Linked DNA regions of Homo sapiens: all the other regions are linked to region 4. A link is a loop called in an ENCODE intact Hi-C map of the cell type or tissue named here. Cell type or tissue: endothelial cell of umbilical vein. All regions are shown on one strand. Region 1 overlaps BNC2 (basonuclin zinc finger protein 2). Region 2 holds the start of LOC124902124 (a long non-coding RNA gene). Region 3 has its middle 61 kb from the start of LINC03041. Region 4 holds the start of BNC2-AS1 (BNC2 antisense RNA 1). Region 5 overlaps CCDC171 (coiled-coil domain containing 171). Region 6 has its middle 84 kb from the start of LINC03041. Region 7 overlaps BNC2 (basonuclin zinc finger protein 2).

The links. Peaks named below come from ENCODE experiments on the same cell type or tissue, not always from the same donor. Only the 100,000 strongest peaks of a DNase experiment are listed, where the experiment ranks them.
Region 1: a loop joins it to region 4, with 2.9 times the contacts of the local background. A loop is called at or near these places in 5 of 110 quality-filtered maps.
Region 2: it touches region 4 in a loop (1.9-fold over the local background); 3 of 110 quality-filtered maps call a loop at or near these places.
Region 3: a loop joins it to region 4, with 2.7 times the contacts of the local background. A loop is called at or near these places in 5 of 110 quality-filtered maps.
Region 5: it touches region 4 in a loop (13-fold over the local background); 5 of 110 quality-filtered maps call a loop at or near these places.
Region 6: a loop joins it to region 4, with 12 times the contacts of the local background. A loop is called at or near these places in 20 of 110 quality-filtered maps.
Region 7: it touches region 4 in a loop (7-fold over the local background); 5 of 110 quality-filtered maps call a loop at or near these places.

What each region holds. Positions count from the first base shown.
Region 1 is chr9:16,575,267-16,579,266 of GRCh38, forward strand. The region is part of intron 4 of BNC2 (basonuclin zinc finger protein 2); the gene reads right to left. Among named protein-coding and RNA genes, the nearest start is that of BNC2-AS1, 150 kb to the right of the region's middle. In endothelial cell of umbilical vein, no CTCF peak of the experiment used is centred here; no DNase peak of the experiment used is centred here.
Region 2 is chr9:16,265,282-16,269,281 of GRCh38, forward strand. The region is part of intron 1 of LINC03041 (long intergenic non-protein coding RNA 3041); the gene reads right to left. LOC124902124 (a long non-coding RNA gene) reads left to right here and starts at 2,182. Exons shown (of 2, transcript XR_007061424.1): 1 at 2,182-2,349. In endothelial cell of umbilical vein, a CTCF peak has its summit at 1,546 (motif pointing right); no DNase peak of the experiment used is centred here.
Region 3 is chr9:16,335,737-16,339,736 of GRCh38, forward strand. No RefSeq gene overlaps it. Among named protein-coding and RNA genes, the nearest start is that of LINC03041, 61 kb to the left of the region's middle. In endothelial cell of umbilical vein, no CTCF peak of the experiment used is centred here; DNase peaks (open chromatin) are centred at 295 and 1,815; H3K27ac peaks cover 2,146 bases.
Region 4 is chr9:16,725,156-16,729,155 of GRCh38, forward strand. It overlaps BNC2 (basonuclin zinc finger protein 2), which reads right to left. Exons shown (of 7, transcript NM_017637.6): 3 at 2,642-2,842. BNC2-AS1 (BNC2 antisense RNA 1) reads left to right here and starts at 1,659. Exons shown (of 3, transcript NR_151723.1): 1 at 1,659-1,800; 2 at 1,876-1,951; 3 at 2,160-2,369. RefSeq lists an enhancer at 1,242-1,743. In endothelial cell of umbilical vein, no CTCF peak of the experiment used is centred here; DNase peaks (open chromatin) are centred at 1,096, 1,766 and 2,736; H3K4me3 peaks cover 2,135 bases; H3K27ac peaks cover 2,107 bases.
Region 5 is chr9:15,871,810-15,875,809 of GRCh38, forward strand. It overlaps CCDC171 (coiled-coil domain containing 171), which reads left to right. Exons shown (of 26, transcript NM_173550.4): 24 at 2,723-2,854. Among named protein-coding and RNA genes, the nearest start is that of CCDC171, 320 kb to the left of the region's middle. In endothelial cell of umbilical vein, a CTCF peak has its summit at 1,974 (motif pointing right); a DNase peak (open chromatin) is centred at 2,002.
Region 6 is chr9:16,190,415-16,194,414 of GRCh38, forward strand. No RefSeq gene overlaps it. Among named protein-coding and RNA genes, the nearest start is that of LINC03041, 84 kb to the right of the region's middle. In endothelial cell of umbilical vein, a CTCF peak has its summit at 1,921 (motif pointing right); a DNase peak (open chromatin) is centred at 1,937.
Region 7 is chr9:16,507,900-16,511,899 of GRCh38, forward strand. All of the region lies in intron 5 of BNC2 (basonuclin zinc finger protein 2), which reads right to left. Among named protein-coding and RNA genes, the nearest start is that of BNC2-AS1, 220 kb to the right of the region's middle. In endothelial cell of umbilical vein, no CTCF peak of the experiment used is centred here; a DNase peak (open chromatin) is centred at 2,302; H3K27ac peaks cover 1,569 bases.

The sequences.
Region 1 (4,000 bases), 150 kb before region 4:
ATTCACCCGAAGCGGGATACAGCTCTGTGTGTTTCATTCTCAACACCCTCCCACGAAACTCCTTACCAGCAGACCAGCAGTGACTACACTGGAGGCCAGGTCTTGCCAGCCTCACTTTATGTTCCATCTGAATAAAACATAGCTAGGAAAAAAAGAAAATCTGGGGAGCTAATAGGCAGACAGCCCAGGACTTTGAAGGGGAGGCACTGTTTGCGCTGGGTTTAAAGAAAATTTAAGGAGTGCAAAGCACCATCCAAAAAGTGTGCAGGCTGAGAAACAAATCAAAAGCTGCTCAGAGACACAATAAGAAAATACTTAGTGCCATTAATCAAGCACCAAACCTTTGCATTTATGAGGATGTCTTCCCTTTAGAGCTTATCAGCAGTGATCAGCAAGTAAAGGAGAGAGGCAGAAGAGGGCACTGTGCCCTCAGGTCAAGCCCAAAAAAGCCTCCTGTGCCAGGCAGGAAAATGGCCTTGCTTTTGCTCTCTAAAACGAAGAAAAAAGTCCAAGGACTTTGCTCATGGAGAGACCAGAATCCAGCTGCCTCACCAAAACTAGGAGGCAGCTAAAAGCTGTTTTCCCTGAGCAAAAGAGAATTTTGCAGCTAGGCAAAGCCGGGTTTCAGCATTTACAATCTGGAAAAACTAAGTCCACTAGAAAGACAAATTCTTTAAGCAGATACTGCACCAGCTTCCGCTTTTTCCAAACGAGTGCACCAAGGGAAGAAGACGATAGTGTTTCTATCCTTGTGTTTCTGAACAAAGCCCTAGAAACATTTCCCCTAAGGATCTGGTTCTTACTTTGCCACTGCTAAGCATGTACTTCCCTTCCCCTGAGGACTCAAATTAGTGCCTGTGCTACTGTTCACCAAACCCTAAACACCCCTCTGGAAAAAAATTTCTACGAAAGAAAATGTTGTTTTCGTTGGGATAGTCTCCAAGCCAGAGCTTGCTGGGAACATTATCTCCCTTTGTCAGACGAAACTTAGTTGTTTTTTAGTCTCCTCTCTTTATCTTGACACATTTACAAATTATCATATGGACACTGTTGTGGAGTCACTCAGAATGAGCATGATATCACAGAAATGTCATGCTTTATTCTTATGATAAAGGAATTTCTATGCGGAGTGGGAAGGAGAGAAGACTAGGGAAGAAAAGAGATTGGCAAGGAAAAGACTGGACTACTTTAGTTATGCTAGGTTTTGGACTCAAGTCAGGGAGAATATTAGAGAGTTACCAGTTGGGAACAAACCACTTTCACAGATATTTAGACAATTTATAAGAACATAGACTGGGACAAATAATAAAGACATGTGAACTTTCATAGGACAAAATGAAAAATTACTTGTTTTGATCTGCCTTGCTTGTAAGTCCTTACAAACTACCATGCCTCCAACGAACTTGAGGAATTTGTAAATAAAATACTGAGATCTCATGATTCTAAATGTAGGACTGATATAATCAACAGCTTTTTTTGTTGTTGTTGTTGAGATGGAGTCTCGCTCTGTCGCCATGCTGGAGTGCAATGGCACAATCTCGGCTCACTGCAACCTCCACCTCCTGGGTTTAAGCGATTCTCATGCTTCAGCCTCCCGAGTAGCTGGGATTACAGGTACGCACCACCACACCCAGCTAATTTTTGTATTTTTAGTAGAGACGGGGTTTCACCATGTTGGCCAGGATGGTCTCAATCTCCTGACCTCCTGATCCACCTGCCTCGGCCTCCCAAAGTGCTGGGATTACAGGCGTGAGCCACCGCGCCTGGCCCAAAACCTTTTTGATTATAGGATGCTTATGACCAATAGCCCTGATTTAGGATTTATGCAAATTGAGTCTGAATAGGATTTTCTTTTAGGTATGGGCTTGCCAGATTTAGCAAATAAACATAAAGGACTCTCACCTAAATTTGCATGGTAATATTTATATTTAAAATCATTTATTGTTTATTGATATTCAGATTCAATCAAAAATTCTATATTTTCTATTTGGGTGAAGGTCTCTATAAATACCCCTGGTCTGATAAGACATATCAAGTACAAGCTGAAAATTCAAATTCAACCATGCTGAGAAAAAAAAAAGAAAAATTATATCCAGTGAATACAAAAAAAAAGGTTTGAAATTAATGGGTTATATGCATATTAAGTCTTACAGTACATTAAACCATAAAGCTGGTTGGTATATGATACTAAATTAACTTTATACTTCTCATCATTTCCGTGGAAGAACTGAAGGCTACCTGGCACAATCCTTCATGTATGAGATAGGTTTAATAAATATCTACTGACTGATGATCTGGATGATGTAGACCAGGTCTGCTTACTTTACATTAAAAAAAAATCAGGAGTTTGGAGAAAATATAGGCAGGAAAAAAGCTGGCTTAATTAGTAAATAATTAAAGTAATAATGTAAAACTATCTTTTCCTCGAATGAAATGCATGCAGTAAAAGGAAATCACATTTACAGAACATAATAAAAGAAAGGTCTCAAAATTCCAGTGCAACAAGCATTCTTGCAGGCAGACCTCAGCCAAAGGAAATAACACTGGTATTAATTCAGATCTCTTGAAAGTGAATGAAGATTCTAGTATTCATGCAGCTTGTTGGAATGGTATATCCTTTCATTTAAAGTCAAAGAAAAAAAAAGAAAATAATTTGCACAGAGAAAGCTGCTGTGGGTGCGTTAAGCTATAAAATGTATTTTTTATTCATCAAGTCTCATATTCTTGCCAAATGCTCACCTCACATACCTAGGAAACAGTGGAATTAAAAAAAAATTTTTTTTTGTTTTTTTCCAAAAAAGAGATGGTCTTAACAAATGAGCTTCATCAGAAGAAAAAGTTACTGATCTAGTTTAAAAAAAAATTCTAAATGAATTACCTCTGTAAAATCTGCCCACCTCTTTTATCAAATACACAAATCAAATATCATGGGATAAAAACAATTTTCCAGTTGTACTGGATTATCATTAAATATTTCCTAAAACGCCTTAGAATTCAGTTTGTTTTCTTTCTTATTTTTACTATTTTATTTACCTTCATCTTAATGGTTTAGAAATAAAGTCCTCATCTAAACTATGGACATTAAAACTAACTTGCAAATATTAAACAATAAAAATGGTTTCGTGCAGCAGTCCTCAACCTTTACATCATGCCTCCTGTTTTTTTTCACGAAGACAGCAAACTCCTATTGGTAATGCTTCCTGTTAGAAGCAGGTATTCTTCAAGGGAGAATAGTAAGTAGGACTCACTCCCACCTGCACCCAATGCTGAGTGTATTCTAGTTGTACCAGCTAATTTTTAACATTCTGTAAAATATTTGGCTGAAGTCTGAATTCTGTGAATGGCCAAATTGCTACTCTAGTGTGGAGGCAAAGGGTAAAAAGAAAAAAAAAAATTACATCACCAGAAAAGGAGCCCATTACTGCTCTTATCCTGATATCTTAATCTTATTTTGCCACTTTCGAACCAAAAAGAGCTCTAAAAAACTTTTGTTGTTATTGTTTTTCAAGCCATACTCAGATTGTTTTAGGTGAATGAAGGAAACGCACTGAGAAGATAAAGCAAACAAGGGAAAGTAAAAAATATAGTATTTATAGTATTTCAGTGAAGTAGTGGCAGTAAACTGGAGTCCTTTTACAGAGACTTGACAGAATTAGAAATTCTGAGCCATTTCTGGCCCATCAACTAAATTATTACAGACTAGGTATGGCCATCTTTTACCAAGAGAAAAAAAAATGTTTAAGTAAATTCAATAAGCCCTGCTTTCTATTATCAGAGTGAAAGAGCTAAGATTCCTTAATGTGGGCAGGGTGGTGGTAAGGTAGGAAATCCTTTATTAATTTAGTGGGAAATACCTACTGGTATTCAGAACTGCTCTGAGATTCCTTCCTCCCTTAACTCAATAGTGCTAAGGATTTTAAGAAAATACTCTGTGAAAAGTAACACAGCCCACTAAGTATTAATAATTTCAAAACCCAGGTGTTGCAGTATAATGAATTAA
Region 2 (4,000 bases), 460 kb before region 4:
AGGAAGGAAGAAAATGAGAACTGATACTGAATAAGCAGATAACTGTGTCTGCAACAGCCTGGTCTTGGTCCCCCAGCCATCAAACTCTTCCCCTACTTCTGTACCCTCCATGTCCCTAAAAAGGGATTGGACCATATCGTTCCCCTATTCTAACTCTCTGTGTTGATTCCTTGTTGGCTACAGAATAAAGAACAAACACCACAGCCCACACAACCTGGGTCCCATCTTCTTTTCTATGCTCTCCTCTTGCCATCACCCTCTCCCCTGAGAACACAAAATAGGTCCCACAGAAATCTCCACGGTTTCCTCTGCCCACAATGCTGTGCCTTTCCACACGCTAGTGCCCTATTGCCTTTCCCATCGGTGGCCATTTATTCAGCCCTCATTGCTGGGGAGGGAAGAGGCATCTATCAACTCGGATTTCTTCCTTAACCCTTAGGAGACAGACCTTCCTCACACTTCTGAGTCCTCCCCATTCCCTGTGGGCTCCACTCCATGGGACAAGGTGCTCAGCTTGAGAAGACAGAGCCCAGCCTTAAGTGAGTCATGTTTCCTAGAGAGTGGGGTCACTGAGTTGAAAGAGAACACAATTCCCCAAGCATGGTGTATTCCACTTCTGGCTCTCTCAGAGAAGCCCTGGATCATCCCCATTACTATTATTTCACAGCTGCTCCCTTGAGTAAAGTGCCCTTGAGTGGGACATCCGTCATCTAGGGCAGCAGCCTGTCTTGACCAGTTCACGCCACTTCCGTAATTCGTCCATGCAGTTGCTTCAGGAAGTTGGCTCAGAATCTTCTCAAAAGACTTGGAAGTCTGTCTTGTCTCTCTGTGGACAGCCTGAGCATAGGGTCCCAGCACTGCCCTCATGGAAGTTAGGGTCCCCAGGCCTAAGGCATGGATGTGAATTTTTACCAGAGCTTTGCACTGTGGTATAAGCCTTTGCCAGTCATCTAATGAAATCAGTGTTGAGTTTTTCATACAGCTAGGGATTCTTGTGTGGAGACAGTGGTGTGCTGATCAGTGTTTAACAACTGGTTCCGGGGGCAGGGGTAGCTGTAGAAGAAGAGCTCTGGCTTGTAGAGTTTGCCAATTTCTGTGGTGTAAATACTCCCACCATGGCTAAATTCAAGCTACCAATGCGATAGAACTGAAAATGCAGTAGGAAAGAGTTAGGCATGACTGGCTCGCTGGGCCAGTTTGACCTGGCTCCAGTGCAATAGCAGGAGACCCCACCAGGGGAAAAGGATGTGGATTCAAGTCTAAGCACCAAAGCCATACCCAGAACTCTGTGACCACCTCCTTAGCAACATCTTCTCTAAACCTACCTCCATCCTTCAAATGGATCCTTCTTTCCCCTGCGATTACCCAACTCTGTGATGATTCTTCTCCCACAGCAGTGTTTTAAAAAATCTTCTTTTGGGCGAACGAGTTCACTTTTCCTCAGTATATATGCCATCAATCATTGATGCCACAAACAGGCAGTGAAAGCCTTTCGTGAGCAATGCCCTATTGAATCCTGAGGAAGCCGCCACACCTTGGGTCACCACTAGGAGTCACTCTTTAGCACTGGGAATAGACAGACTCAATAGCGCTTAGCACATAGTAGGGCTAAATGCCCATGTGTCGAACGCATGGAGGAACTACCAAATGTGGGTTAGATGCCCCCTCTTGGGGGTCCCATAAACCTTTGTAGCATCATGTGGTAGGGTGTCTTGTGAGTAGGTATGATGTGCCCTATCTCTAGGTCATTCACCTTAGTATTCGGAAACCTAGTACAGTGCCCAACACGAAGGAGCTACTCAGTAGACATCTGCAGAATGAGTGATGGAGGAGAACATGCAGTACTTTAAAATATTCCCTAAGGAGGTTTAGTTTCATTTCTTTTTTTCACTTTCTTCTTTTGTTACTATTACTATTTTCCCACAAAATTCCTGCTTTCAACATGATGATACCCAAAGAAAAAGAGAGAGAGAAAAGAGTTCAATGAATTGCAGCTTCCAGCTGGTTATTATTATTATTTAAATTTTGGCTGTATCTTTGTGGGCAACTGAAGCCTATGATTTAAGCTATCTCTAGCTGAGCAAGGGGCTGTGCCCGCCCAACCACTCGTATTTCCAGAATGCACTTTGCTGTGTCAATACACATTACTTGTCACATTGCCATGAGTCTGAGAAGTTTGATCTCTGCTCTTAGATTGTTGTCATGTGTCAAATCATACAGCCCAGGGGGAATGACTACATTGCGCAGGAAAAACAGACATCGAGCCGTGGTCAGACCACCTCAAAGATAAACACTGCTGTGTGGACCAGAAGAAGAAAGGTCGAAAAACAATCTGAAGCCTCAGACACTGTAAGGCTTTTTCACTTTCATTTTCTTGCCACTCTGAGGCTTCCATTTTATCAGCGTGTGCAAATATACATTTTTCTTCCAACTGACCTTCCAACAGCTTGTGCCACAATACGGGACTAGCTTGAGTAAGTGGCCCTGTCATTGGTTAAATGGGGTGGTATCTACGATACCCTCAACTGGAAGCTGAGTCTACAAGCCCCCACCCACTGTCCCCTGCAAGATGAAAGCTCAGGAAAGATGTAAAAAATATAACTAAACTCAGGGAAGAAAAGTCCACTTCAGGGAGTATGAGCTACCCAAGCAGAAAGGCTGAAATCACTGTTTGCTGCTGCTGCTGCTGGTGGGTTTTCTATTTTTTGAAGTCGGCTAAAAACAAACAAACAAATGAGTACTAGTTGTTCTCATTAAAAAAGGAAAGGGCAGAAGTCATCTCCCTGTTTAAAGACGCCCACACACTTGAAATAGTTTCCTAGAAAGGCAGATAGAATTTAACTGGGTGTAGCTTAGCACACTCGCAGAGCATTTTTACACCTCCCAAATCCTCAATGGCTGATCCCGTGGTATGACAGCAGCATGCCACATTCATTGCACCAGACAAGGATTAGGGAGTAAAATTTGTCATGTATGTAAATTGTAATCACAGTGGATGGTTGTATGTGCTCATTTAGGCATTTTAACAGAGTGTGATGCTATCCTCTCCGCAGGACTAATAAGCATTAGCCATAATGAGGTCAGTCAGTCAGGCATTATCAGGGGATTTAATTGGGACATGGGTCTCTGCTGAAGTGAAAATTAATAACTTTTGTCAATGTTCTGGTGAAATGTTCTGTCTTATCAAACTATGAGGGTCAATTAGAAAGCATTATGTAATAAAGTCCCCAGCAGCAGAACTCAAATTGAGTTATACCACAGTCATTATTCCAGGGCGAATGCATTTGAAAATGGAAAACCAGAGTGCCATATGGAGGATTTGGGTCAGATTTACAAGCATTGCATGTTAAGGCTTCCACAAGAAGGAAACAATTAAACGTAATACCGAAATAAATCAGCGCGCCGAGTGGGCTGTGCAGGGCCAGGAGCCTGGGGCGGGTCGTGGCCCTGGAGTTGTGACACTGCAAAATGGCAGTGTCAGGAGCCTTCCATGGGCTGCATCAGGCAGCGCCAGCCTGCAAATCGCTCAGAGTGCTTAAAATCTGGGGCACACCTGGAAGGCTCGGGCCTGCACACTGACTCATATAAATAACTCTTTATTGTGTAGCTATTAAGACGAGAGATTGCTTTTATTAAAGTGCAAGTTATTGTGGCACAGCAAATTAAAGAATTTTAAAGCATACTAAACAGCCACTGCTATTCCCTATTCGGTCATGTTTTACGGTTCTTTAAATGGGCAGTATATTGTTAGGGAGATATAAAGCCTGTGCCAAGACTGGGATCTGACACAACGGTTCAGGCACTTTTTCTGGCCAGGAAGGATTGGGAGGGGTGGAACAGTGCTGGTGAGGACACTGTCCTGGGCCTGGATGTGTGTGTAGAGGTGGGTGTGGGGTGGGGGGTTGGATGTCCCCTCTCCTCTGGAAGACTGGGGAGGTGGCTCTTGTCTGCTCCATTCTGGTAAAGAAGGTTATCTTCAAACAGAGAAGAGTTTTAGAGA
Region 3 (4,000 bases), 390 kb before region 4:
GGTTTGGGTTGTCCAGGGGGTTGCCTCCACTCTTGGATAAACCTAATGCTCGGCATCCCAGGAGAAGATGCTCCTGGTCCCTAGGCTGAATCTCTGGAATGGGACGGGAAAACAAATGCCCTCCCCGTACTGGGATACCTGGGCAGTGTGGCAGGAGTCAGGAAGGAGGGCAAGGAGGCCACCTGGTCTGGTCCCCTGGCTGACAGGAAGTGATGCCTCCTGGGCTCATTCAGCAGCTGTTGCTTGCTTGGCATGGTTTAGACAAACAGGCAGATGTCCTCAGAGTGACCTCCCTGACTCAGAGAGTTTGGGAACTGAGGTATTCACTCCCTGGGGTTGGGGGTGCTGGCCAAGGACAGGGCATGAGCTGCTGACTCATTCTCACTGCCTCTCCGTTCTGATACTTGAAAAGTTGGGAAAGAATTGGGAAATGAAGAAGCTATCTGAAAAGGGTGAGTTACAGGACCGCAAAATAACATGTTCTCCTTCCTCCAAGCCATCTGCTCCTTGTCCCTTCTAAGATGCCAACAGATCTTGGAGGGTTTCATGCATTCAGGACACAGTGGTCCTTACAAGGTCTCCGGATGGCTGAGCAGACAGAACGGGGAGAGAGATGATTCTATGAGATGCCAGAGAGAGACACGGTCAGGTGGAAAGGCTGTCTCAAATATTTTCATGGTGACCTAAGAATAAACCAGTAAGGAGGGAATAATAGCAGAAAACAAAAGGAAACCAATATTATTGAATAATAGAGCTTGAAGGACATTAAATATCACATGGGCTCACCCTGTCTCCAGGACTGGCTTCAGGGACATGTGACCCATTCAGTCACACAGGTCCCCACACTTGGGAGAACCTACTCTTCATTTAAAGCTCTCCTGTCGCCATCTTGAAATTCAGAATTTATTTTTAACAAGAGGCCCGTATATTTATTGTACACTGGGCCCTGCAAATTATATAGCCAGCCCTGCGCATGGCCTTACAGATTAAAAAAAAAAAAAAAAAAAAAAAAAAAAAAAAAAAAAGCCCAGAAAGGGAAAATGGCTGCTCAGGATCACACTGGTCCTTTGCTCTAGAACCAGGGTGAGAACTCTCAGTTCTGTTGAGAGTCTACATTGAGTGTAACTCTACTGGCAGTGTCTGTTTAGGGCAAGAATTCCTGATTCTGGCCTTGCCTGCTCCAGGTAGGCCACTGCAAGGGCTGTATGGACCACAGCAGCCCACGTGTCCAAAATGGAAAGCATGCCTTCTTTCCCTGATCATCTCCCCCTTCTCCTTTGGCCAACCTTGTCTATATAAATGCAATACCATCCTGTCATCTCAAACTAGGGACTCATGATTGGACTCCACAGTTGTTAACGGGCTTGATCTTGGACTCCCAGCCCTGGGTAACTTTGAGCAAAGTTCCTTCATCTTGCTAAGCCTCTATTCTCTAATATAGGAAGTATAAATAATAATGCCATGAAGCCTCTGGGGTTATTGGAAAGATTAAGTGAGACGATGCAAAACAAACATTTAGCATGGCATCTAACCCATAGCTAGTGCTCAATAAAGTGTTGTGTTTATTTAACTTTATTCTACAGCTCCCCTTGTCCTGGCCTAAGACTGTGACTGGATAAATCCCTGCCTTTGTCCTTGAAGCTGCTCTCTGATACCCTACTATTCAGACTATGGAGCAGCAGGATCAGCCTCACTTGGCAACTCATTAGAAGTGCAGAATCCCAGGCCCCAACCCAACCCTGCTGAATCAGAAACTGCACTTTCACCAGATTCCCAGGTGACTCATATGGGCATTAAGGTTTGTGACACACTGTGATTTCTAGTACACACAGTTGGCCTTTCTTTCTCTGCCCTGGGGATATGAGTAACTTCCTAATTCCAGCCATAATCATTCTTATAAAGGTAGAACCCGAGCCTACCATGACGGGTTTGACCAAAGTCTAAGTCCCTTCCTGAAGGCTTACGATATGGCTAACGTGAACCTGGTGAAGAGTGCCATTAGTGTGAAAGGTGTATGGAAAGGTGAATGAGCAAGAATCAGGAAACCTGTCAGAGACTACTGCAATGATCCAACCAAGACGTGAAGGGCCTGAACTAGGCCTGGGGCCAAGAAAACAGGGAGAAGGGGGTGAGTTATGGAGTTTTATCCAATACAGAATTCAGCAGATTGAACTACCAGGTAGAGTTACAGGGGATACAGGAGATGGAGTAAAGACAGCTCTGAGATTCCTTTGAAATAACAGGATCATATTGCATGTATATAGACAAGGTTGGCCAGATGGTGGAGAAGGGGGAAATGATCAGAGACAGAAGCCATGCTTCCTTTTGTGGGTATGTGTGCTGGCAAGAAAAGACTTTCAGGAAGAAGGGTGGGCTTCCTCTGGCATTTACTTCACAGTGAGTGTTACAGAGATGTGAGGTAAGTGCACTAGAGCTAAAAGGCTATGGGTTCAAATCTTGGCTTTTCCACCTAGGAAACACAGCTTGTCACTCTGAGCAAGTTGATCAACCTCTCTGTGCCTCAGTTTCTACTTTTGTAAAATAACCTTCAGAGTGTTGCAGTGAGGGTTAAATGAATTAATATATATGAAATGTCTAGAACCATGCCTGGTACATAGTGAACACTCAATAAATATTATCCATTATTATGGCTGCCTCTTTGTCTATCTTCCCAATGAAATTCTGAGGTCCTTGGGGAGAGAGACCTCAACTGACAGTCTTTGTGTCATCTAGCACGTAGCACAAAGCAGGTACACAAATACGGTCCACGGAAATGTATGTTGTTCACTAAAGGTAGCCAGGTGGTCCCGTGTGGTATCTGTGTACACAGAAATACAGATGTTGTATCCCTTTACAAATGTTCATCTCTTCCCTGCTCCCTTTTCCTAATCACAGCTTAATAACTTCTATGTAATGAGAATCTGTGCTCATTCTTTTCTCAGTCTAAATTGATCTATGGGCTACCCTGATAACGCAGCCTGCCTCTTGGGTAAATCCACTCTCCCCAAAGGGTGACAATGAGTGGGAGGAAACTTGTCCTCTGGAGTCTCTTTCACTCATTTGACAAAGATGACCTGTGTGCCCATCAATAATGGCAATCATTCCATCTTCCATTTCTTGAGAGCAGGCACCAAGTCTCTGCCTAGCTCTAGTGCTCTGGTCTTTTCAGGGAGAAAGACAAGAAAATGGCAGATTGTAATATAGTAACAACAGAAGTAGACACAGGGTTCTGCGGGGCTCAGAGGAGGGAGAGGCACCCCAGTCTGATCACACAGAACTGGCTCCTGTGAGAGGGTAAAGCAAAATGGTGGCCCTGAGTGAACCCCAGTCCTGCCCTCAGCACTGTACACTTCTTGTCTTTCACTATCACACTGCACTTAGAAACAGAATAAAGACTGGAAACAAAAAGACAGAGGGCAGAGGCCAAGGCCCAGATGAACATACAAAATGAGCTCCAGACCAGGCATGAGTCTATATCAGGAGGTGGCTTGGACCCATTGCCCTAGAAGCAGAGCTTGAGATAGGGACTGAGTGCACCTGATTTATCAAGGGAGCGTTCTTCAGGGAAAACCATAGAGGGAGGGAGGAAAGAAAGTCAGAGAAGGAGAAAGAGTAGAGCCAGGATACGGTCTCAGGTAAGGTCTTGTCCTCCTGACCCTCAGGGATCTGGGGAGGAATAAACTTAGCCCCGGCCGGGCAGCTTCCGCAGTCAGCTCAACAAAGAAGGTGACAGCTGGGAGCTGTCAGCAGCCAAAAGTCTCAGGTGCACTGGCCCCAGAAAGGGGATCTGAGTGGGGCCTCAACACGGACAGTTACAGGCAGATAAGAGTCAGAAGGGCCAGCATCAGATCCACGTTCCCCTGACATCACTTTGGTCTATCTGTGACCTCTGAAAGGACATTCTTGTGAACAAAGGTGAGCTAACAGGTTCCTTGCAGAACCTCAGTGTGAAACCACATGCACGGGCAGGGGTCCACATGGGGTGGATCCACCCCTCTTA
Region 4 (4,000 bases):
CTCGTTTAAATGGCTGGCTTCAAGAGATATCAGAGATATAATTTCAATAAGTCTCTCTCTCTCACACACACACACACACACACACACACACACACGTGCTGAATCAGCATTGCTGATGAACTACAGGTAAGAAAAACAAACATATTAAATATGAACAGCACACATACTTTCACTCACATAGTTTGAACTTAAGTTATGTAATATTTATACAAACTAAAATGTCATCTTGAAGAGAAAAAAAATGCAAGCTCATATCCTCTTTTACATGCTTTCCAAAAATGCACAAGAGGTAAACATTCAGTGACCATGACAGAAAAAGGTGGGTTGGGGGGATAGGAGTGATTGCTAACTACATCAAAACCAAAAAAAAAAGAAAACATATTTAAAACTGTGATTTCTCTCCTTTTGTTGTACTACTCTATTTCATAAATAGCATAATATTATACAGTTTTAATAGCATCCATTAAGCATAAATTAGTTCCCTATATTTCTATTCTCTCCATATAATCACTGATGCTCACCATTACACATATATGCACACACAGGTACACACAAAATATCCACACAGTCAGACAGCTGGATCAAAGACATCATAAATTGTCCTAATTCTGACCCATCATTTATATTACTTTATTTGTTTTTTAGTTAAAATGTTTTCCATGACAAAATCTCCTTAGATTCAAATCTACTTGGAAATGGGCTAGTGCCAAATAAGCAATCTAACACCATCTATGTGGTTCAATAGCCATTTATCAATTGATCATTATCTCTATCTGGTTTTATTAACTCTTTTCTAGCTAGAGGGAGACGTAAGCCAATCTTCCCTTCTAACACACACACACACACGCACACACACACACACGACCTCCACTAACTCAAGGAAAACCCTGAAGGTGACATCTAGTTTTAAAAGTGAAGCACAAGTTATTTGGTACTAAGGTTAGCGAAAACACTGCATTCCAACACGCGAGAGCCACCCAGGCAGGGATGCGTCGCGGAAAACACCTCTCACAGCGCTCTGCAGTGACAAGGAGCATCTCTGTGTGGAAATGAACTTTTCACTTGAAAGAATGGGAAATTGCACATGAAGAGTTACTTATTGGGTTGATGTTGATTGCATTTAAATCCCAGCTTACTGTATCAGCAGTAATCAGGGTCCCTCTACAGGATATGTCAAAATATACCTTATTCAAATGCATTTATCCTATTTAGAATTGTGTGCTAAAACTGTTCTCTAGCTAAATGCTACAAAACCCTGGTTGTAGGTATTATCGCTTGCAAATGTATTTCTAAACTTGTAGTAGTTTATAGCCTGGCAAATTGTTTTTTTTTTATTATCAACAACTTTAAATATCTAACTCAAAGTATTTAATTTTCGTGAACTCTTACAAACAAAAGCTTTTTAAAAAAAAAAAAAAAAAAAGCAGTTGCAGTATTTTTTTCCTCTTGAGTGGCACAACATTTCTTAATAACCGCCGTCAACTTAAAATCCAAGTATATTTGTCAATAGTACTTTCGTGCTGTGTGGATGATAATATCAAACTAACTTGCTTTGTGTGTGGATGATAATATCAAACTAACTTGCTTTGTGTGGGTTTGGTGTAGGCTTTGGAAAAGCAAGACGTGTCTAGGAGGGAGGCACCAGGGAACTTCCCTCCCTCACTTGAGCACAATCCAAGATGAAAGTTTCTGGGTTGTGTCCCCTTCGCTTCCTCTCACCCTCGCTCCCCCGCGGAGCCAAGGAGCCAGCAATTGTGCAAGAGGAGACCGGCGCACAGGGCGCGTATCACGGAGCGCATGGTACGAGCCGCCGGCTCCGGTGATTAATTATCAGTAACCGATGGCCTCGCGCTACCACGTCGGCTTTCCCAGCAGAGCCAGCAAGCCGAACGCCTCCAGCGCGGCCGGGACGGAGGAGCGGCTCTGGGGAAGACGCCGAGGCTGCGCCCGAGTGAGTGCGCCGGCGGGCCGGCGGGCGGGCGGGAGAGCGGGCCGGAGCCGGCGAAGGGAATGCAGGGGCGGGCGCAGAGGGCTGGCTGGCAAGGAGGAGCGGAGCGGAGGAGCGAGGACCGAGCAGCACAGCCCGCCACGCACGCCGACTCCTCCAGCAACCCTCGGCGCTGGCAGCCAAGCCTGCACAGCCTCGTCTCTCTTCTCAGGTCTGAACGAAGCTGCCTCCAGCCACATGAAGTCAGTAGGGCTGTTCTGAGGGGCCCCGAGATTTGATGACTGTTTTTTAGGTTGCGGAACCTACTCCGAGAGAGCAAACACTTTGGACGAAGTGATTCATATTGATAGATACATTTGTTGGGAGGTGGCTTTTTTCATTCTCAACAGAAAACAAAGAAATAAATTAAGTCTTCCCCTGACCCAGATTGTACTGTGAAACTTTTCAACAATGTCTCTGCTTTCTTTTACTTCGGTATCCTTTCCCCTTTTTCTTTTAAGACGCCCTTAGGGAAACCATGAAGTAACCCTGCACATTCCAGTAACACAGTTATGACAAAACAAGAGCCTAACTAGGAAGTGACCACATTTTAAAAAGTATTTAGAAAGAAAAACACCAGAAACAAAAGTGCCCATAACAATTCAAGGTTTCTTAAAAAAAAGAAAAAAAAAATCAAGAAAGAAAGTAACTTACCTGTTGGGACATTCTGAATAAGAGGTTAGTATCAGCGTTTTGCCATGTCCCCATGAACCCTGGTTCAGCCGTAGTCGTTCTGGTTCCGAACTGCATGGAGTTGTCAGTACAGGAGTCTCTTAAAGTCAAGTCTCTTGCCCTCTTTGGCTCTCTGTCTCTCTGTGTCTCTCTTTCTCTCACATCCACTTCTGCCTCTTCTGACTGAAAAGTGAAGGTGGATTTTTTGAGCCTCTTGGCAGCCAGTAGCAGGAGTGTAGTGTAGTTAAGAAGCTGGCTGAACTGTGCATTTCATTTGGGAAGGGGGAGATTTGGGGGAGGGAGGGGGTCAGAGCTTCTTTCGCACCTTCTGCACAGATATCCCTATCATTTATGCATAGATTGTGACTCCCCAAGCTTGCCTTTGCTCAGTTTAACAGCTGCCTGTCAGGTGTGCAGGCGGCACTGGAGACCCAACCATCAGCTTCAAACTCTCAGCCACTGCATGTCATTGGATAGCAGAGCTAAGAGTCAACTGCACTGTTCCACTGTCAGGCACCAAATGACACCCTGCACTAACCCCTCTCCAGATATACAGATAGATACACACTTATGCACACTCCAGGCAGCACCACAATCACGGTGCACAGGGCAAGGGGAAGCTAGGGCCCTTCCCCGGGAATTTTTCTCAACAATGCTTTCTGATATAACACATAATATCTGACACCAGTCTTTGGCTTTAACATTTGTAAAACTGTGATACTTAAATTTTTTTTTAATTACACTGAAGAAAGTAAAATATTCAGCTGTAAGAGAATGTAAAGTTGGCTCAGTTATGGTCTAAATGTTAGCTCCTGAAAGTCATCTCGTATGTGCTGGGCTATTTATAACCACATAGAAACTCCTAAATAACGTACATAGAGATGTGACCTTATACTCTAAAGAGTAAGCAAATAAGCCTAGCAGTTTTTATAACATAGAAGATGCACAATAAACATTTGCCAAATATAAATATATACTATTTAATATCTAGTACCTCAGGCTATTAATTACTAAACTGGATGTTAGCTAATGAGAAACTGAATGGCAAAGGAAAAAAGTATACCTTTTCTTAAAGCTCAGAAGTAGAAAAAAATCCTTTGTTAAAGTTCCTAGATGAAGCATCTGCAATATCCTTTCAAATCGTTAAGAAAAGAAAAAGATAAACAAAAAAAGCCTGTCCCATTTCAGGCAAAAAGTAATGAATATAAAAACTCCATTTTTTATTCAAGATCTCTGTGGAAAATTCTATAACGTTTTCCTGCCTGATGAAATACACCCTTGATAACATGTCGTATTTTTAATTAAACAAGTCTTAAAACTATTCACCTATTTATTAGATAG
Region 5 (4,000 bases), 850 kb before region 4:
TGTCATCTTTCTTTTCTTCTCCTTTGCTGCATGATTTTATTTTTGCTTGTCTTAGTGTCACTGTTTTGGATTCTTTCAACATGATGCTTTCACTCCCTTTACTCATTAAAATAAAATTATGGATAATTCTTTTACAAGACTTTTCTAAAAACTTTTCCTAGAAATATTTGAGAACATTTTAGATACTTACTCTCAAAGTTCTCGTTTAATTTAAAAGTGGAAAAAACTCTTAAAATTTTAGTAGAAGTATTTGTGATATTGCATCTATTATATATCATGGGTCTCTCACTCTTGATGGCACTGTCAAGTTGATTCAACAGATAATTTGTAATTAAATGGAAGTATTAAAGCATGCATATTATTCAAATGATTATGATGTTCATCATTAGGTGTAGCAAAAATAGCTGCATTTTGCAAGTTTTTTTTATTCAATATAAAGAATTATTTAATTTGGCAAATTAAGTAATGTTATACCAAAAATATTGAAATGACAATAAATCAGTTTCAAAAGCAAGATGCCACAGCTTAACAATGTTCATAAAGTTTATTTAGAGAATATAAAATGTGGCTTACTGTTCACTGTATGTCAAGCTTCGTGGATGAAGTATGGTGCCTGATGCTAATCAGGTTAAAGGACCTCCAGTGCTCGAACTGTGTTGTGGATTATACTTACATTGCTTATGGTTTTTTTCCCCTCTCTTTGCCCGTATTAGCAATCTGCTTTTGTACTTTGACATCCAGGATTTCCCTAGTGAATTTTGTCACAGAAAAAAGAGAATCATCAATATCGCAGTTAAACTTGACTTTCAAAGCTAATAGTATCTCATTTGGGGGCTCAAATTTAATAAATTTTCTTTGATTCTGGGTGAGTTTTTAAACATCAAACAATGAATTGGCCAGGGTGCAGTAAAATATTTAGATCTATTGACTGTGGTTCAGAAGGGTAGAAGGCAAAACACTAGTGGTTTGATGTTGATAAATTCTCAGAACCTTAATCCACATTAATGTTTTCTTTTATCTGAGTGCACATTGGTGACAAAAAAAAGCAAGAGAAGGTATTCATACATGTAAAATATAAAACCTAAAACAAATGTAGTTGTAAAATACGATTTGTTTTGTTATGCTAAGTAAGTTTAACAGCATTCTTATCCTGAGTGAAGACTCTGGAGAGTGTTTGTTGCAGATAAATATACATTGTGAATTGAGACTCCAGCATGCATGTGGTACTCACATCATTATAAAAATTACATCATAGTGTATGTTTTACAGCATACACTTTGACATTCTCTTATTGACAGAAAGTCTTCAGATCAGCTTGGGACATATAAGGATTTTTATGCCCATAGATTAGCGTGAACAGTTAAAGATGCCGTTATATGTTTGTGTGTGTTTGCTGGCTTAAAGAAACTCAATAGAGTTTGTTTTGTGAAATGTGTGTATATCCTAAGGAACTAATTAATACAATAAAAATAATTCAAACAGTTTTACAAGCTTCCCAAGTAGGCTAGAAAAATGGAGGAGAAATTTTCTATCTTGTATTTTTGCCAAGTTATATTTGAAGTTGCTTGGATAAAACTAGAGATAGAAATATATTTATTTGAGCAGTTAATGCAATTTTTATAGTTAACCTTGTTTTTGACCTTCGCTACCTGATAAAAAACTTTTTGTTCTGTGGCATTGAGCTAATTGTATAATATTTATTAAGTATATGGTAACAAATAGATAAAATTTTAAAACCTATTCCAAGCATAAGGAAAGTTAGAAAATATGCCTATGTATTGAAAACTCCTATTATTAAACTATATGATTAAAATGAGAGCTTTTTGTTCTTAAATGCAAACGAAACTATGGAATTCTTAAGGCTTTTACTAAGTTTGGAAATTAAAAACCAAAATATCTGTTTTTGAATGTTTCCATTTATATTATATAAGGAATATTTTCTCATTTGTCCAGAAGGTGGCAGTGTGATATCAACTGCATGTGATTCCATACTGACTAGAGAATTGGTGTTTTTCCCATATCGGTGATGTGTTTGTATTGTTGCTTTCTGAATACTTAAAATAGAGTACAAATACTACTGATTTTATCTGTTGTATTGTTTAGAAATTGTGTGACTGTGTTGGTTTATATGTATTTAATCATTAAGACTCAAGTTTAATAAAATCCTGCAATTCTAGAAGAGTGAAAAGGGCAAACAAACCTCTTTCTTGTATATTTTTAAGTCTCCTTTTGTGTTGAGTATATTTGTTTTGATTCTAGAGTACATGTTATTGAAGTTTTCTTTTCAAAGACTAGTACCTAATAACTATCTTGTCCAATATGTATCAGTTCATATCAGTTAAACACCACATGTTACTAAGCAGGTGATAATGATTAGGAGATGGCTGTTGTTTTTGATTTTGTGAATGTTTTTTCTTTTCTTCCTTTTTAGGGTGGAACTGTGAAAAAATAATTCAAAACCTCTTGATCAGAAGAGCTCTAGTGACTCTTCTTCCCCTCCCTCATTTCAAGCAGGAGGATGCTTTTTCTTCTTAACATTCTCCCCCAGCACTCTGAATTAGAGATTTATTTGCAACGAAAAATCAATTAGTCCTAAATTTATTCATGGATTTCAGGTCCAGCGATCAATGCAAGTCCACTCAGTGGGCTCAAGGGGACCCAGTTCATCCCAGTTAATGTGTCTGAAGGGGAATTACCATTGATGCTGTTTTTTTCCCTTTAGGTCAGAGATCAGATCTCGCTGTCATGGTCTGCGGCAAGTAGGAATGACTTCACCCTACAGCTACCCAAACTGCACCTGGAGACCTTTGCAATGGAGGGGCTCAAGGGCGGGCCAGAGGTGGTAGCATGCCAGGTTAGAGTCTAAATAACATTGTTTGCTACTGAGACATATAGAAAAATAAATTGCACTAACTGGAGAGAATGAAAGCCTCAAAGTATTGTGAATAATTTAAAGGAGATGCAAATAGATGTTTCTTCATTTTTCTTCTATCATGTAACAGTATACTTTACAAAATATTGTTTTTTTCTTTAAAGCCTAGAACTAGCCTATTAAAATAATCCAGAAAAGTGTTTTTACCAAGGAAAAATGTGTTTTATGGCAAAGTACAGTATTAAAAGAAAATACTTTCCTATCAGCAGAGGACAATAAGACACTAGGCTGTTACCTCTTTAAGCAAGTCTCAATTTGTTGCTTTTATTGTTTGAAAATAAGTAATTTTAGAAAAAAAATAAAATAATAAATCACTTTAGTTGTAAACATCAAAAGAGATACCTGAAATATCTCAATATTAATTCCAAAATATATCCAACATTTCTTATGAAGTAATTTAATTTCAGCAAAGCTTAAACTTATCTGTGTTTTCTATTGAAGAGTATTTTACCCTTTAATATTTAGTTTTAGTGAACATTGTAAGATGTGCAAATTGGGTCATTTCATTTATAAAACTTAAAATATCAAATCATAAGAACTCAAATAACTTTAAAGTACACTAATAAACTTATTTTTAGAAACATTCATTTTCGGATGCTGTAGGTATCCTTCTATTTTATGTCACTATTGTATTAATATTATTGTGATCAATTTTTTCCTTAAGGTTATTTTTCTTAATCTGACAAAATGAAATTCAGTGTGTCCTTTTAATGCCCAAAACCTTCATTAAAAAAAGAAAACTATCAACATTATGTAAATTATAGGAAGCATGATATTTCAAAAGAGACTGTCCTTGTTCAATAGCACTCTATTTTTTAGTGTATTTAAAAGGAGAAATATCTCTTAAAACTTAGTGTGTCTTTCACATGTTGAGATTTAAAATAATCTTTTTCATTTTAGTTTATGACCCTGTGGAATTTTAATTTTATAGAAAATTAATGTCAGTGTGTGTGTGGAGCAATGTTAATTTTTTATATGCTCCATATCCTAATTTAATTTGTTATTAGTACCAAATTAATGCTCTACAAGGAAAAAAATACTCATTGCTTCTTTCATTAGATTGTCCAA
Region 6 (4,000 bases), 530 kb before region 4:
TGAGGAGGCATTGCAGATTTTCAAACTGACTGCAGGTCATGATGCTATTATAACATATAATAAAGCTAATCAATGAGGTACAGGAAAGGGTCCCTAAGACTGAAAAAGTATGAAGGATGTGTCTGGTCATCATGTCTTTTCCTTTCTCTTCCCTTTTTTTTTTTTTTTTTTTTTTTTTGAGACAGGGTCTCACTCTGTCACCCAGGCTGGAGTGCAGTGGTGCAATCCCAGCTCACTGCAGCCTTGACCTCCTGGGCTCAGGTGATCCTCTTACCTCAGTCTCCCTCATAGCTGTGACTACAGGTATGCACCACCACACCCGTCTGATTTCTGTATTTTTTTTAGAGATGGGGTTTCGCCATGTTGCCCAGGCTGGTTTCCAACACCTGGGCTCAAGTGATCCACCATCTCGGCCTCCCAGAGTGCTGGGATTCCAGGTGGGAGCCACTGTGCATGGCCCTGGTCATCATTTCTTTGTGTTCTCTTCTTCCTTTTACCTAATGAGAGATAGGGGAAGAGGACCCCAGGATTACTCAGGAAATAGCACAACCAGCCTGGGTTATGTACTTTTATTTGAGAGAGATTTATGTAGTGATTATTATATGTCAGATACTGTTCCAGCAGATTCTGAATACTAACCCATTTTATGACCATCACAACCCCATTAGGCAGGTACTGTTATTTCCATTTTATAGATGAGGCAACCAAGGCACACCACTAGTGCATGACAGCACTAGGGTGCATGCAGACAATCTGGCTCAGAATCCATGCTGTTAGCTACTAAGCCTGCCTGACCTCAGAGCTTTGCTCTTTAAATTTTTCCAGAAATCTTTACTGAAATCCCCGGTGATCTGCCTAAACTAATGAACGTACAGAGATCTGGTGCCAGTGGGAGCACAGAGACTTTGCTGTCTGGGAAGTGGTCCCTGGAAGGGCCTTCAGGATGGAACAATAGAGCAACAGAATGACTCCCAGAGGAAATTTCCCAAGTTTCACACAACTTGGGAGCAGAGGGAGGAAGGCGGGGAGGGTGAGTCTGTGGCTGGAAGATGCAGTCCATATGGGATTACATGAAGACATCTGTATATATGTGTTTGGAGGTCTGTGTACATGTGGTTCTGGTTGGGTGTCCCTGTGTGTGAAAGTGTTCATGCATTTATGTTTTAATACCCACCATATGCATGTGCGTGTGTGTGTGTGTGCATGTATGTGTTTGTATATACATCCATGGGCTTGTTAATATACATGAAAGGTGCAAGAATAGCCTCCTTGTAAAGTGACTTGGTTTCTGTCTTAGTGAATTCAAATTCACATCCAGGAATTCTAAAATCAACAATTTTTATTTTTCCTGAAAGGGCCATTATTTGCTTAGAAGTCCATAGGATGAGCAATACATTTGGCATTCTTCTCTTATCTTTAGTGAAGCTGAGGCCCAGTTGGAGACGAACACAGAGTCCCCTGGTATGCAGGCTCTCTGAGCCAGAGCCCATTCCTGTGGGCAGCCAGGACCTGTCCCTGGGGCTCATAGACATTAGCCATCCAGCTGTCAAATAGAGATATGGAAGGACCTTCCAGGTTCCATTTTTCCAAACCTTTAAATCTTAAGATCCCATCCAAGGCCAGCCCTGCTGACCCCAGCAACACTGTTTATTCAAGGGCTTTTCAGGGAGCCACTGCCTACACTGACAGGGACAAGGAGGCACAGCATAATTGCTATCTGTTGCTGCTGCTGCTGCTGCAGTTTTAGCACAAACTGTGAGCACGTCTGTGGGCATTTGTCTGTCTGCAGAGAGGTCAGTCCAGACTTCTCTCACCGGAAGGCGATGGCTGGAGTGCTATTCCTAAGGAAGCAAAGAACGAGGGGTGGAGAGAGTCGTCCCCGGAATTGCATGGCTTGGGGCTTGGTCCAGATTGCGTGGCGAGGAGGGTAAGCAGGCCCAGCAGAGGGCGCCACCGCGCTGGCTCTCTTCTCCCGCGCAGTGCAGGCAACGGGGCGGTGTTCAGGAAGGCCAAGGAAGGATAGATTCTCGATACTGTACCCCCACCCCACCCGCCTCTGCCTCCCTCCTTCTCCTATCTCTTCTCTCCTCCCTGCCCCCTCCCTCCCTTCCCACCTCTCTCTCAGTCTTTCTTTCTTTCCATCTCTAGCCCCTCACCCCCCTCCCCAACTTGAGCAGGTCACCCCAGGGAACCTCAAGTCTAGTAACTGAGTGTTAATTATGTCTGAGTGGATTCTGGAGAAAAAGAAAACCATATACTGTATCAGCAGAGAAATGGTTTCACTGTGAGGAAACTAATGATGCTTTTATCAGGAACAATATAAAGATTGCTTTTTTACTAGTGTGTGTCCCATAGGGTTCAGGGCTATGAGATATTTCTGTATCTGGCTTTAGGTTCCTCTGAGCTTTTACATAATCAAATCAATAGAGCCATGATTCACCCTCTGGCAACAACTGCTCCCTGCAAGTTTGCTGTTGCATCTTTAGTGGCGAAAGAGAAAATAAATAAATATATGGAAAGGAACTTATTATGAATCTGTAAAAACATTGATTTGTTTCGTCTTCAGTCTTCCTTTTTAATTGCTTTGCATACACATGTACACACACACTGTGAGGGTCTAGGTTCACAGCCGGTCAGAGAATGAGGTGGCTGACGATTGCCCAGGTATTTGCCATTGTCTGATGGGAAGAGATGGGTTCTGTTGAGCAGAATCAGAGGTGGAGATGTGCTGCTTGCCTGTCCTCCCGTGTCTTTTTCAGACATTTTATTCATCTTCTCTCCCATCCCTGTGAATTCCCTACATTCCAGGCATGATTTTGGTTCTTCCCTTTCTCTTTGAGTTATATTGTTTTTATCAGAAATTTCCCTCCCCTCTGCCTGGCAGAAATGATCACCCTTGGACCTACATCTGTCCCCAGCAGCATCAGTGAGGCCGCAGACTTCTCACCCTCCCCAGCCCCCATTCTAAGAACAGCTGGTTAGGACCTCAGTGAGAATACAATATGGGAGTGGGCAGGAGCAGAGAGAGCAGATCTCACCATTTACTCTGGAGACACATCTTTCCTTCTCATTTCTCCTATCCCCAAACCTCCGAGTTCACGGAAAGAGAGCACCAGGAATAACTCCTAAAGTCTTTCAGGACACAGGCAGTTTGCCACTCCTTTCCCTCCTTTCTTTAAGTAAATAAGCAAAGGCATCTTTCAGGCTAAAACATGGGGGAGGATTCAGTGTTGTGCTACTGTGTCATCTACTTTTCACAGGCAAATTTAGATGACCAGGGCCTCAAAACACAGGTGTTTCAGTGTCACTTGCTGCTTTGCATTGACAAAGTCAACCGATAAAATAGGTATGTTCAGCTGGGCTTGGAGAAATAAAAACAGGGACTCACTGGCAGTCCAGCTGGTCACAGAGACAGGGAAAGGTTGTTTTGTATTTTCTACTCCAGTCCCCAACTTAGAGGCCTTGTTCATAGATAGGCTTCATTCTTCCCATCCTTCAGAAGCAGAAAAACATTAGAAGTAATAACAGAGACGAGGCAGGAAAGAAAAGCCACTTATGTAATCAGGTGTGCTGGGACCTGGGGATGACAGTGTCACAAAAATAAAATGGCTCCCTAATGATGACAGAGTCTTATTACCAAAGCCATGCTCCTGTGACAGTGCTGCCAGGCTCCTCTGAGAGGACAGCAATGACAGAATTCTTTAAGGACCTACTTTGGGTAAATATTTGTCCCTAAAGAACATCATCTTTGAGGACCCTCAATCCTATAATCTGGGAGTCCCAGGCATTTGGACAGATGGGATCCAGCTTGGGTTTCAGGAAAGAAAGGGACTTTCATACAGCGCTGGGGACTGTGATACCAGCAACACAGTGTATTAGCATACAAACAATTGCAATGGTGGCCATTTATTGAATATCTACCTTGTACCAAAGACTATGCCGGGAGCTTTGTGCAGACTATTGCATTAAGTTAACTTTCACCCTCAAGACAGTATAGCAA
Region 7 (4,000 bases), 220 kb before region 4:
AAATAGAGTTAAATGGAACAGTACATAACAATCGTTCATTATTATAATACTTCACTACCAATGAGAATGCAAATTACAGAAAATTTTAGTCATTGAGTATTGATGACCTATCAAGCATTTTACTAGGCACAGAGTATAAGAAGATAAGCAAGAAATACTTTCTCTGCCACAAGGAATTTGAAGTCTAGTGAGAGAGATAAAACAGGTAACAACAGCATATAAAGTTTAAGTACTGCAACAAAGGTCCGCATTGCTTCTTTGTCCATAATTCAACACACTAACAAATTTTAAGATTCTGCTATAAACCCTAAAAGGAGACTTACTTATTCTGCTCCATAGGTCCTCAGGACTTCTGGTCAAAGACATCTTGGACTTGATCATCGCGGACATTTCCAACACATCAGTCAACTCTTAAACAGGTTTTGGTATGTAGAATTCTTGCCACATACTTGGGTAGACTGTATCACCAACATCTTGCAATTAATAATACAAAGCAACAAAAGAGACACAGTCCTTCGATCTCTCACTATTAATGCTCAGTAAAAAAACATCATAATTCTTGTTGATTCTCTCCCTACAAGACGTTCAAGCCACTATCCATTCTGTTGTATTTCTGGCATGTACATGTTGGCTTGAATATCTGAAGAAAATTCTTCTAATTTCTTCACACCTGAATTTATTATGGCCAGAATTCTTTGGTCATGAAATTTTCATCCTATTGTTCCACGCAGGTCAAAATTCTTATTGGTTCTTGGCTCTTTATGCCCAGAGGCCCAAATCCAAATTTTCATACACTATGCTAGCCCCCACAAAGTTAATTTTTCAACTATCTGCTTTTCTTCTATCCAGGATATTCTGCCTTCTGCCCACAAATCAGTCTACTTCTCTACTCTTTCCCTCCTCTGTGTATGTTTTGCACATCTTTTTTTTTTTTTCTTTTTAGGACATTGTCTTGCTCTGTCACCGAGGCTGGGGTGCAGTGGCACAATTAGCTCATTGTAACCTCGAACTTCTGAGCCCAAGCAATCCTCCTGCCTCAGCCTCCCAAGTAGCTGGGACTACAAGTACATGCTATCACACCTGGCTGTTTTTTTAATTATTATTATTTTTAGTAAAGACAGAGTCTTACTATGTTGCCCAGGCTGGTCTTGAACTCCTGGCCTCAAACTCCTTCCCTCAGCCTCCCAAAGCATTGAGATTACAACCGTAAGCCACCATGTTCAGCCAATGTTTTGCACATCTTAAACTCACCCCAAATGTCCACTTCATCTTCAGCAACTTTGATATCTAGGCACAAGTCTCACCTTCTCCAGGAAGCTGTCAAAGAAAGCCACCTGGCTCTGGTATCTTCTCTTACAGATCACCTCAACACTTAAATCCTCAAATTCTAACATATACATTTCTACTTATTGGCATATAAATGTTGGTAAATGTACTACAATCATTTCATGCAAGGCAGCTGTTGTCTACAGTCCTCGAGGACAGGAAACACATAAATGTCTCTAACTGTTGGGAGTAAGGACCTTGCACACATAAGTTACTCAGCCAATTTCACTAGTAACATTGGTATCAGACATACTGGGAATCCATACCACGTCACAAGGTTTTCTAAAACAGTATTAAGAAACAACCGACTCCTCTGTGCATATCCATCCCAGTTACAGAAAACCAGGATAGCAAAAGGAACAGTTTAAACTGAGAGTAAGTCAAAGTTACTAACCTGGGTAAAAGTAATTCTGAAGGCTTCAAAGATCTATTCAGTTCCATACCAAAGTATAAGGTTCCAAAACCTGTCAAATTTCTATTCAGGAAAGCAGGAAAATTGTTATCTGGCCAAAGAAAGCAGTATTACTTGCTATTTTAAAAAGAATCTCCAAAGCTCCAAGTTATAAAGTCATTTAACTACTAAAGAAGAAATATGTAGAGGTTGTTTGTACATTTCTAAGAAACAGAGGTCACCTGGATGAACTTTCAACTGTAATGGTTAGCTGACATGGTTCTCTGTCCAGATTTTGGGTTCTAAAATTAAGGTGACTTTGAGTGCAAGTATTTTTGAAGATTCTAGGCTGTTTCCAGGTCTTACACTGGTTAGACCATTTTTTCTTCTGGTGTCTAGCAAATGGCTAAAAGACCTGTTTGTATCTCAGATGTTGGAGAAACCGTTCAGGAACAATTCATCTCTGCAAGGCTATGAGTCATAACACATTGCCACGGTCAGGGAGACCTCTGTTAATCAAGGAAGCGCTAGCCACACATTCACTCAAGCTGTCTTAGAGAAGCTGGCCTCAGTGCCCACTGTTCTTTTTCCACAGATCATCAGTCATCTCTACAAAAGAGAAAATGTCCAACTTCCTCACTGGGTGGACAGCCTCCTGCTAGGCCTGCATCCTGGTTTCCTTTCTGCTGAGTTGCTGATTTTCCTAGAGGTGCACAATAGCTACCAAAAGGAAAGTCTCCTACTTCGTCATGAAAAGAAAGCAAGGAGATCCACTTAACGCCCCTCTGTAATAAAATTAGGATATAAAAAGGCAGGAAACACAGAGGTATCTGACCTCCTTTCACGTACTCTTTCTTCTTTCGCTTACCCTTACATTTGGTGTATAATCTACAAAGTCAGGGAAATTCACCAAGTCCCGACATAGCTACATGCTGTATATATTTGCACCAGCTCTTCAAATACAAGACCTAAAACTTGGTTAATTTCTTTTTCCTAGGTCAGAAATCAACAGATAAGCCTTTACAGATTTTTGAATCATTTCCTCTTCCTCAAACTATGGCACATGACAGGATAGGGAAGGTGTAGAGGAAATTCCAGGGGAATAAATTGACCTACAAATGTTATCAAATTTTATCACTGAGTGATGGATGAAATTCTCAGGTGATTCACTGCCAGGGTGGTATTTGGTGCTAAAGTGAGGGAACTGAAAATTTAACTGAGCTAGCTGGCTTCACTTTGTCTTTAATCTGAGTAATGATTGCGAGATTTTACATGGGCAAAATATTACATTTCCTTCCAGATGACCTCAATATGCAATTCTCATTGAAATACTTTTTCAGACCTACACATATACCTGAAGGCTGTCAGGAAACACACATTTGTTCCACAAAAGGCAGAGAGAAGGATAGGCAAAACTTGGAATAGCCACTTAGCTTTTGTTTAATATGAAATCTTTCTCAGAAAAGCTAATGGAGATCACTAAACTTACTTTTTTTTTTTTTTTTTTTTTAAGAAACAGGTCTTGTTCTGTCACCCAGGCTGGAGTGCAGTGGTGCGATCATACCTCACTACAGCCTCAAACTCCTGGGCTCACAGGATCCTTCCACCTCAGCCTCCTGAGTAGGTGAGACTACAGGCACCTGACACCATGTCTGGCTGGTTTTTAAATTTTTTTGTAAAGAAAGGGTCTTGCTATGTTACCCAGGCTGGTCTTGAACTTCTGGACTCAAGGGATTGTCCCACCTCGTTTTCCCAAAGCACTGGGATCACAGCCATGAGCCACCATGCCTGGCAATAAATTTACTTTTTTTTTTTTTTTTTTTTTTTTTGAGGCAGGGTCTTGCTTTGTCACCCAGGCTGGACTGCAGTGGCTCAAACATAGCTCACTGCAGTCTCAACCTCCCAGGCTCAAGTGATCCTCCTACCTCATTCTCCCAAGTAGCTGGGACTATAGGTGTAAGCCACCATGCCTGGCTAATTTTTGTATTTTTTTGTAGAGACGGGGTTTCGCTGTGTTGCCCAGGCAGGTCTTGAACTTCTGAGCTCAAGGAATCCATGGGCCTCAGCCCCCCAAAGTGCTGAGATTACAGGCGTGAGACACACTGCACCTGGCTAATAAATATACTCTTAACCTAACTCCAGGGGCAGAAGAATAAAGACCTTTTGCCGATAAAGTAAGCAAAGGTATTTTTTCATGTATCATAGAAGTAATACTATTTCACCAAAACAAGCACAAGGCCATCACACTAAAGGATTTGTGTACTTGTGTGTCTGTGCCAGCCA